Linked DNA regions of Homo sapiens: region 1 is linked to region 2. A link is an interaction called in ENCODE POLR2A ChIA-PET data of the cell type or tissue named here. Cell type or tissue: Caco-2. All regions are shown on one strand.

The links. ChIA-PET counts read pairs that join two places held together with the same protein. Peaks named below come from ENCODE experiments on the same cell type or tissue, not always from the same donor. Only the 100,000 strongest peaks of a DNase experiment are listed, where the experiment ranks them.
Region 1: POLR2A ChIA-PET joins it to region 2 with 9 read pairs; 3 of 35 experiments call an interaction of 5 or more read pairs at or near these places.

Annotation. Positions count from the first base shown.
Region 1 is chr18:55,382,549-55,387,548 of GRCh38, forward strand. All of the region lies in intron 6 of TCF4 (transcription factor 4), which reads right to left. Among named protein-coding and RNA genes, the nearest start is that of TCF4-AS1, 67 kb to the right of the region's middle. In Caco-2, no CTCF peak of the experiment used is centred here; no DNase peak of the experiment used is centred here.
Region 2 is chr18:55,580,171-55,585,170 of GRCh38, forward strand. The region is part of intron 3 of TCF4 (transcription factor 4); the gene reads right to left. Among named protein-coding and RNA genes, the nearest start is that of TCF4, 5.5 kb to the right of the region's middle. RefSeq lists an enhancer at 2,011-2,605. In Caco-2, no CTCF peak of the experiment used is centred here; a DNase peak (open chromatin) is centred at 2,341.

The DNA of each region.
Region 1 (5,000 bases), 200 kb before region 2:
CAGAATGTTACCCAAAACCATCTTCCAAGGGGAATCATAAGCACGCAGGTGAGTCATGTGTTTCACCTGACCCAATCCTCTCACTATCCTGATCACCTTGTTTTAATACTAAAAAAAAGGAAGTCATTTATCATCTAATAATAAACATAAATAAGAAAAAAAGAGTTAACAGAAATTAAATGTGTACTTCTCAAATGCTTTCTGTATTTATTATTCCCTTCAAGTACAAAGAATTTCTGTCTTGTATGTGCTATTTTGGGAGTATGTTAAATATTTGTGATATGGCTAAAGGCTACCAGGGCATAGTCTCCTTCCTCATTACCTATTCTGATAGTTACAAAACCCTGAAGCTAGAAGGAATCTCATACACTATATAGGCCAAGCCTTCATTCTGCAGAGGCAGAACAGAGCTTTAAGAAACAGCTACTTAGGATTTGAGTTAGGACAAGAACTCAGTTATCTGACCTAGTCTAGGAGGTCAGAACATTCTGCTGAATTCATCTATTATAATCTGTGAGCAACAACTTGGAAAAGGAGTTGCCTGAAATTTCTCTATCTACTTGCCTGAAATTTCTCCAACCAGTTTAATGACGCTACCTTTCGCCAATACTATTCCTCAAATAAGCCCACATCTGTAAAACACTAGAGTATAAACAGTCTGAAACAAATTACTCAAGGCTTCTCAGATCTTCTTTTTCACCCAGGTTCAATGATGAAGGCTTGCTAAGTTGCAAATCATCAGAGGGGAGAACAATGCAAAGCAAAGAAAGAGTAAAAGCAATTTATCCAATACCCACACACTGTCCCTTTCTAAATCAAATGTTCAAATAAATGCAAAGATGTATTTTCCTCCTGATAAACCTAGGATACCACTAAATCACTTCCAAATATAGCAAGCACCCCCATCCTGCAAGCACAGGTGACTCGACCCACACAAAGCCAGCTTGTCTGCATATTGTACCAATCCCAGTAGATGCTCAAATAGAGCTTCATTTGAAGACACTACGACAAGGCAAATAATTAAACATTCAAATTCCCAAGCTGATATCTGTATAATAAACAATCTACCCATCACAAAGTCCACCTTGATATCTCTGGCTTACAGGAAATGTCCCAAAGAGGCAGTCCACGTTACTACGGGGTTGGCCATACATTCCATGCTACTGCATAAGAGATTCTGGAATCTTACGCTAAAAGGGCAGTGTCAGGCCTGGCGGTAAAAGAAAAAGAGTAACCCTCATCCAAACTACACACATCCAAAGCACTACTGTCATTACACAAGCCAAATCAGACATGAATGATGTGACCCAGCATTCAGGCTTCAGTGTAACCCCACCATGAAACACTGGGTCTACCTTGAAAATGAACTTCTCATCCTCTTCCAAGTGCTCAGATGAACTGAAACCCCACGAACAATCACTACCAAGAAATAGCACTTCCTACTGGCCTGACTCTTCTGACAGAGAATCTCATGTCTTCCTCTACTAAGAAAGACTCACAGTCACCTTAAAAAGTGACTTTTTGGTCATTACACCTCAGCCCAAGATGGTCAACGGGTTAATATTCTTTTCTGATCTCTTCAATTATGCTGCCTAGAAGTCTGAGGGTTGGCAGGCAGGGCAACCTTGTCAGAGCTGCAGAGAGCTCTGCAGATGTCTCTGTTGTGTTCACTCAAACTGAAAAGGAGAAAAGATGGCCCTCTGACAACAGACAGCTGTCAATTAGATGGCACGCTCACACTCAGTAGGCCAATGAGCGGCAGTGGAGGTGACAAGTGCTTGGCTAATCAGTGTGCCTATAAAAAATCACAGCCCTTCCCTGCGCCACTCACACCAGCACATGAGGTGACAGCATGTGTCGTCTTCAACTGCTCCTGTTCTCCCTACCCCCAGTGTCATCAGTACTGTGAGAAGGCTCAGGTCAATGCAATATGCCTAGAAACAAAAATCAGACCAACAAAAACTGGCATAGGGAAAGAAATCCCTGCAGCAAAATCACCCAAAAAGGGAAATACATTGATACACTAACCTATTCAGAGCTGGTTCACATTGATACTGAAAGAAGACAACCCATTAGATGCTGTTAACAAAAATACTATCAGAAAAGAAGAGCCAAAAGAAGAGCCAAAGTTATCCATCCACCTGACCTTTTTCCCATCCTCCATCTTGTCTTTTTCTCCTCTAGCCACCAGGGGGCACTTTGGGGCTAGCTCCTTGAGGACACTGGAGATTCTGAGCTTTCACAAGTACCTCAATATTGGCGGTGGGGTCAGTGGATGGGGATGGAATGAATCAGAAAGTAGAGCTAAAGGAGAAACCTAGGGATTCTGTAGAGCAGAAAGGTGAGTTCCCAAAATCTTCAGCTCAAATATACCCCTCTAATCTAATCACTAAATGCTGAATTCACTAAGAAACTACCCGAGCCCGACAGATTTTTACTCACTAATGACAAAAAACAACCTCTCTTTCCTCTTTCTCCCTCCCCCTTACCCCCTTTCTCTCTTCCTCTGCCCCCACCCCGTCTCACTTCTCTATTGGTTTCTAAAAGAGCAGCTGATTGGAAGTAGAGAAATCAGGAAGAAAAACAAGGGGTGGCAGGGGGATAACTGGTAACTATAGAGTCAAATTTGTGGCTATCCACCTGCAGCACAGAGACAAAACAGCATCAGCCTGTTTTAGATAAAGATGAATTTGAACAAAATACAAATACATTTAAACTTGACCCTGATTTAGTTGGGAACTTGCATGGCCATTCTATGCCCCAACTACTTTTATTCAACTCTTCTTCTTCACCTATGCCAAATAAGAGGCCAATCTGCCTGCCATACCCAAAAGAAAACCTCCAAATGTTTTTCATAAAATAACTTTTTTTGTTAGATGGTTTCTCTCTTGTCACCCAGGCTGGAGTGCAATGCACGATCTTGGCTCACTTCAGCCTCTGCCTCCCAGGTTCAAGTGATTCTCCTGCCTCAGCATCCCGAGTAACTAGGATTATAGGCGTGAGCCACCACACCCTGCTAATTTTGTATTTTTAGTAGAGATGGGGTTTCACTATGCTGGCCAGGCCGGTCTCGAACTCCTGGCCTCAGGTGATCTGCCCGCCTAGGCCTCCCAAAGTTCTAGGATTATAGGCATGAGCCACCGCGGCCAGGTAAAATTACTTCTAAAAGACCACTGAAGACTAAAAAGGTCAAGTGGAAAGGTAGATATCAGGGATTAGAGTCCTTCATCTTTTGCGAGTCAATGAAAGAATTCACAGCAAAGTTCTGCTCCAAGGCTTGTCCAGCCCTGCTCAAGTTCTCAGGGCCCTAGAGGCTCCCAGTTTCAAGGCAATCAGGCCATCGCTACTGGGTGCCAAAGCTGCAGAATGTCCACACGGCCACTGCCATCAGCTCATTCCTGGAAGACAAAGCTGCCTTTCTTCAAGGGAAATGTAAGGAGCCATTCAATCTCAATCTGCATTCATGACCAACAAGCTGGAGTAGTGCCAGAACAGAGCCTGAGACTGGCCACCAACTCTCCAACATCAACACCTACACCACATTAGTCAAACCAGTACAGCAGGCCCTACTCCCAGCGCCTCCCAGGTACCTCCAGAAGCATGCTGGGTCCCCACCCAGGGAGTCCCCACGGCTCCGCTGAATGACTACATTGCCAGAATGCCAGGCCAATCTGCTGAGTTCATTAGGGTTTGGGACACACCTGTTCCCTCCTTTGCCATGACTCTTTCAAAGCTATAATACCATCCACTTAGACCCATGGACAGCAAAATACGCCAATATCACACAGCCATGGACATTCAGACCATTTCGTATTCTTTACCACCATTCCAGCTAGTACTAGAATGGGTATCTTCTGACCGAAAGCTTTTTCCCTCTTGTGCACTCTTTCCTAAGCATAAAAATCCAAGGAGCACAATCATAATTTCTTGGTCAAATGCCAACTTGCAATCTACAGTTTTGTAGTTTTTCTCAAATCTCATCAAGTACTAGTTTATTGACTACAACCTTTCATTGTTAATTAAGAAAACAATGCTTACCACAAAAAATAAAATAAAATAAAATTCAAACAATACAGGAGCATATCAAGGAAAAAGAAATATGTTTCAATATATGAAAAGTAAGGAGGTCATTCCAAGCAGCCCTACTCTTCCCCATGCACAGCCTCATAGCAGAGATAAGAGCAGCTCCCGGAGTGCTGGCTACTCTGCTATCTCCTTAACCATCTGAATTTCTCTTTCACCAGTTGAAAAACCAGGAGGGCTCAACCCTCTGTCATTGAGTCTCCACTGTTCCTGAGCATTTCTGGGGAGACTGGAATATAAGGGGTGCTCCAGTTGAGTAGTAACAGCAGCCACATCACAGAGCCAAAGGAGGCACTGGTTTGCCAATGTGTCCATTTCCTCTTAAAGACTCGGATACACACAGGCACCATTTTTACACTAGAACAGAAAAAAGAGGGAGAGAATCATTTCTAGAGAGGAGGAAGTTATTATTAAGAAAAAGCCTGGGCTATAGAGTATTAGGACTGTGGAAAGGTCTGACCACCCATCCACCCTTTGAAAGTCAAAGGGTAGTTCATGGGATCCTCCCACTTATGGCTCCAAAGTTTTTAATCTCTAAGTTCATTCCACATTTTCTCCATGGAACATGATATAGGTGTGGGCTCATGCTTCTGGCAAATGGGCCTTCTGAGAATCACATCTACTGAAAATACAGCATTGCCTGCCCTAGTAGCCTGGCTCAGAGTTTGGGTCTAACCAGAACAAGGGAGGCCTTATCAGTCCTCTGGGGGCTGAAGATAGTCAAGGCTCTCTCTAGTTTCATCAGGGACGACTGACACCCTACCTTACACACTAGCTTCTTAGTTATTGCAAAGCTTTTACATATTTAGGGAGCTTTTCCATCAAAATATTCTGGAATGGCTAGAGGCTCAGACATATTAATGATATCTGCACACATGTGCTTTTTATCCAAGTTCACAGCTCCTGGTCACTGAGGG
Region 2 (5,000 bases):
GCCTTCTGAATTTAGAAAATGTAACATTTTAAGCACATGTCTGGTAACAGACATATCAAACCTTCAAAACTGCTTATTTTAGTGATGCAGATAGAATTGAGGGTATTGTTCTTGAATATTAAGTTTCAAAGATCTAACAACGAACTGCAAAACTTTTTTATATTTAAAGACAGGAGATCCTTATTTTTTTACATATTAATACATCAGGCTTGGTTACCTCAAATTCTGAATTGATTAGCTACATAAAAACATGTTTTCATTGGCATCCATGTAGACTATCAACTTACAACAGAATGAAAGCACAACTTTTAAAATATCTACTGTATTTTCTTAGTAAAACTAATAAAGATATGAGAAAGACATATTTAGTCACATTGATATCTGTCATAAATTGGAAGGGTAGTTTATTTGGATACAAAGGCGGGAAAAATAATGGATATGGTTGACATCATTACAACATTAGACACATTTTTAAAAATGCTATCTACCCTAAAGATCACAGATAGCATTTCGTGCGAAGCCTCAATATCACACTGTTTGCCTATATAATCTTGCAAAAATGAGCTGTCTGATGTGTGTGTGTGTGTGTGTGTGTGTGTGTGTGTGTGTATAGAACTCAGGACTTTGAGCTAGACAAACCTGAGGTTAAAACCTAATTTCATTATTGGCTGCCTTAAGATCCAGTTGTTTAACATCTGTCTCTGTTTCCTCAGCTATGAATACAGGATAGTAGTAATCCTTGCATCTCATTAGGTTCTTGTTAGGATTTAAAAAATACAACAGGTATAAGGTACACAGCACACCTCTCTAACACACTGAGAAGCACTGTGACATGCTCACCCACACTATTATTTTACCCAACATCATGCAAAACAGTCACAGGGAAGACCAGGCAAAAGAGAATGATCAATAATCCAAAATTCAGCTCCAAACCTAAAAAAGTTTTCAGAAGGCACATGCATATACAGAAGCATTTACATGCACAAATATCAGCACACTAATCCTCAAGCCCCATTACGCAGTACAAAGGACAGAAAGACAGCAGTGAGACCAAGGTTATTTCCAATAAAGGATTTGCAGGGCCATAGAGAATTAGCAAATAAAAACTTGTTTTTTAAAATAACAAATAAGAAAGCACAGTTTGGAACTCCTTATCTTGGGCCTCAGTTTTCTTTGCCTGTATAATGAAGGCACTGGGCAACATTTCTAATGGGTTTCTATACCCAAAATTCTGTGATTCTAACATAATGGGTTTAACGCCACTGTACTTCTTTTAACCTGTTAAATTACTCTGCCCTTTACAAAAAGCCACAGAACCCTTATGAATTATACCATTTACGATTTTAAGGGTGTTTTCACTCACTTATACACACACACACAATATTAAGCAGCTCTCCTCAACAAATATCTTTAAGGGGAAACCAATTTTTTTTTCATGCCATCACTATGAACTCAAAACTAATTCAGGATGTGACCACGTTAATTTTCTGTATCATACAAAACTACCCACCGGACTGATTTTTTTCCGCCTCAATGAATTCACTAAATTGGCATATTATGTTGGTGTCATGTGGATATAGGTTAGCTAACTTAGGTAAATTTCAGGCAATACTTTCCTCTTCCAAAAATGACCCACAACAGAGATGTGGTGTGTTTTAACGCTGCTCTTAATTGTTCAAACACTCGTTCATTTGACAATCTTTTAACAATACCTGAACACCTCAGTAAAACTAAACAGTCACAGGGGAAAAAGCTCAACTTTTAAACTAAGGGAGAAAGATGTAGTATCTGTCATAGACCAGCAGTAAATACATGTAACAGATGTGACCAGACCTGATCTAACAAGTTCTTTAGAATGTATCATTTTAGTGGCCCAACTTTAAAACGACTTTTTAAAAAGATGTCAAAGCTAGGATGTTTATCTTTTCCTCACAAGAGTCAAAAGTAACCAAATAAACTGTCCTTCTGCTATATCAGAAAATTAAGTCCATACTCATCAATAAATTATAGACTCTTTAGATGATTTTCTTTTTTTGGTAACTTAGGTATCCTACTTTTCAATGAGAATAATTTTCCAATCATCCAGGCATGTGGATGCTTTTAGTTTGTTTTAAGATCAATGATATAACGGATATTAAATCCCTTTGTTTAAGTTACCATATAGGTTATAACTATTTCTTAAAAATAATTCCAGAGCCCACCAATTTTCCCTGTTAAGGTCATCGAAGCTCTGAACCATCATGGCTGAATTGTTTTAGTGCTTTCTGCTGAACACCTGCAAACATCAAACAAAAACTGCTAGTCCTTTCCTGGGTTGACAAAAGCCTTTCATGTGAAAAATGCTCCCTGGGAATGTCAGGCTGTAGCTCAGGTTACATTCCATTCTCCCTAGCAGCCTCACCATTTCTTAAGGTGGTAGGAAAAACCATGTTTGTGAAATGAAAGATTAAAGGGAATATGGCCACACTTTATTTTTATTCTCACATTGCAAATCACTATGGAGCATCCTATATTAATGGAATCAAAAGCTATTGGGAACTTTAAGCATGAATTATTACCATGCCTCACTTTGAAAAACCATAGCTGATTTTTCAAATAGGAACAGTCTACTTATAGTTTAGATCTTTCCTAAATCCAAGTTTCAAAGCAATCCATGAAAGGGACATCTGAGTCCACTCAAGACAATGGATATTAACTTGAGGTAAATTTAGAAAATTATTTCTCTCTCCAAAGTTTCCTAGTTGATCCTTCCAATTAAAGGGCAAAATGCAGTATTCATGATTTTTAAAATGTATTACGCTTTTTAAAAGATTTAACTCTTTTAAGTGGAAATACAACCCGTTTTCTTAACTAACAGCCCTGTGTTCAAATACTATCTTGATAGAGGAAAACTGAACACTCCAATCTGTACCCTACATATTATAATCACCATCATACTACATGAAATGAATACCCTGCATTCTCATTCAGGCTGCCAGAATAAAAGGACCATTACACTTTTTACCCTTACAAGTAAACATTTGGTCCTGAAAACACCATTTCTGGTACAACGTAACTTAAAGTTCCACACCTTCAAAATAATCACTGTGTATGCATTAGAAGCAGTGTAACATGACTTATTAAGAGTGAAGTCTCTCTCCAGGTTTGCATGCATGAACATATGTGTGTATGTGTATGTGTGTATGTGTGTATGTGTGTGTGTTATTGTCTTCAGAACTGTGTAAGTGTTGATATATCATCACTTACCAAAATGCATTAATACATATTCAACTTATTAAGCCTGTACTCTCTATAAACATTTAAACATCACAGCAAGAACTTTATTTAAATGTGAACATAGAAAATGGATCAGACATACAGTTGTCTTTTTAAATGTAACACAATCTCATATTTCTAAACACCTTACTTTATTAAATATCTAATGTAATATACTTAAGTTATTCTAAATGCATATTTTCACAACATTGCAAACTAGTTTTTTAGCATTGACTTTAAAAGTAGTCTATCTCTGTGTCTGTCTGACATAAGCTACTTTTAGATTGAAACTGAATACACATTTTTAAGTTAAGTCATAAAAAAATTACTGTCAAAAACAGTTAGTTTTGATCTTGTCTAACATGAAAAATTAATTTGCCCACAAAAGATACTTGTCCTTACCTTTACATCAAACATGCATATTAATATTTTCCATCTTAAAAGTTGCATAGAGGATACCATACAGAAATTTAAAGATATAATACTAATATAAAAACTATCCCAAATCCCTAAGTGGAAAACATAACCAGGTCCAGGATAGTAAAACACAAACATATTGTCTGTCAATGGTCCTTTTAATCAATGTGCACCAGAAAACTAAAATAAAAATACAAGAAGCATCTCACATTTTTTAAAACAAGTTATCGAGACACAAATTCCCTAAACTTAGGCAGGCAATAGAAGGAGAAGGAACTTATTTGGAAATGAGCAACTTTTAAAGCCATTAGTTTTATAAAAATATACCAATTATACAAATCACATAAGTGAACAAACTTCTTTCATTGCTATAGCACCAAATGAATATTAAAAGATGTTAAATTATATTCATAGTTGACAGACAATTCCACTGGCATCTCACAGTTAAAAGATGTCAACATTTACCAGTCTGACTTAAGAATAGTACTTGGCCTAATGTACTGTTATATACCATTGCCAGAACTCCTAAAATACTGCAGCTGTTTAACAAGCATAAATGGACTTAAGCCACGGACTTAAAGGATAGCAGGCAACAATGTATAACTTTTTCTTATTTGAAATTCATTGGATTAAAAAAAATACATTTTAAATGAATATTTTCACTCTGCACTTTTAATAAGAGATATTCGAATAGCCCTGTAATAAACCCCTCCTTAGATTCCAGATAATCACTGTGCACACAGATTCCTTTGTGAATAGTGCTAGCATCTTTTTTAAGCATCACCCAAAGATCTTTCATTTATAAAACGTAAAAGTCCTTCCAGATTTGCAACTTTAAATACAGTAAAAATTCATTGCACAAGTAAATCGTTAGGGAAAAAAAAACAGCTAAAGCATCAAAAAGGGTATTTTAAATATAAATGAATTCATATTTAGCCTCTAAGATTAGCAAGAGGCTATTTACAGCTATGGTTTACTACATAGCATTCATTTGCAGAATTAAGTGTTCATTTCTTTAAAAGGGTTAATTGTATACAGTACCTAATAAATGATATTATTTACAAGGGATTTTCCCATTTTATGAATGTTAGAGATTTTTTCCCCTTATTTTCAAATAGAAAACATTAATTTATTCCCCATGTTAACACTGGTCTTATCTTCATGTGTTTGATTACAACTGTATTAGAAAATTGCTCTTAAATTAAGTGATGGAATTTTGAGAGAGTTTCCTTGACTTAAAAAAAAAGACCTAATTTTAATCGCACAAGATAACATTTTGTGTAAGTTATACCACTGATGGGTAATGCAATAACCGTATGATTACAGGC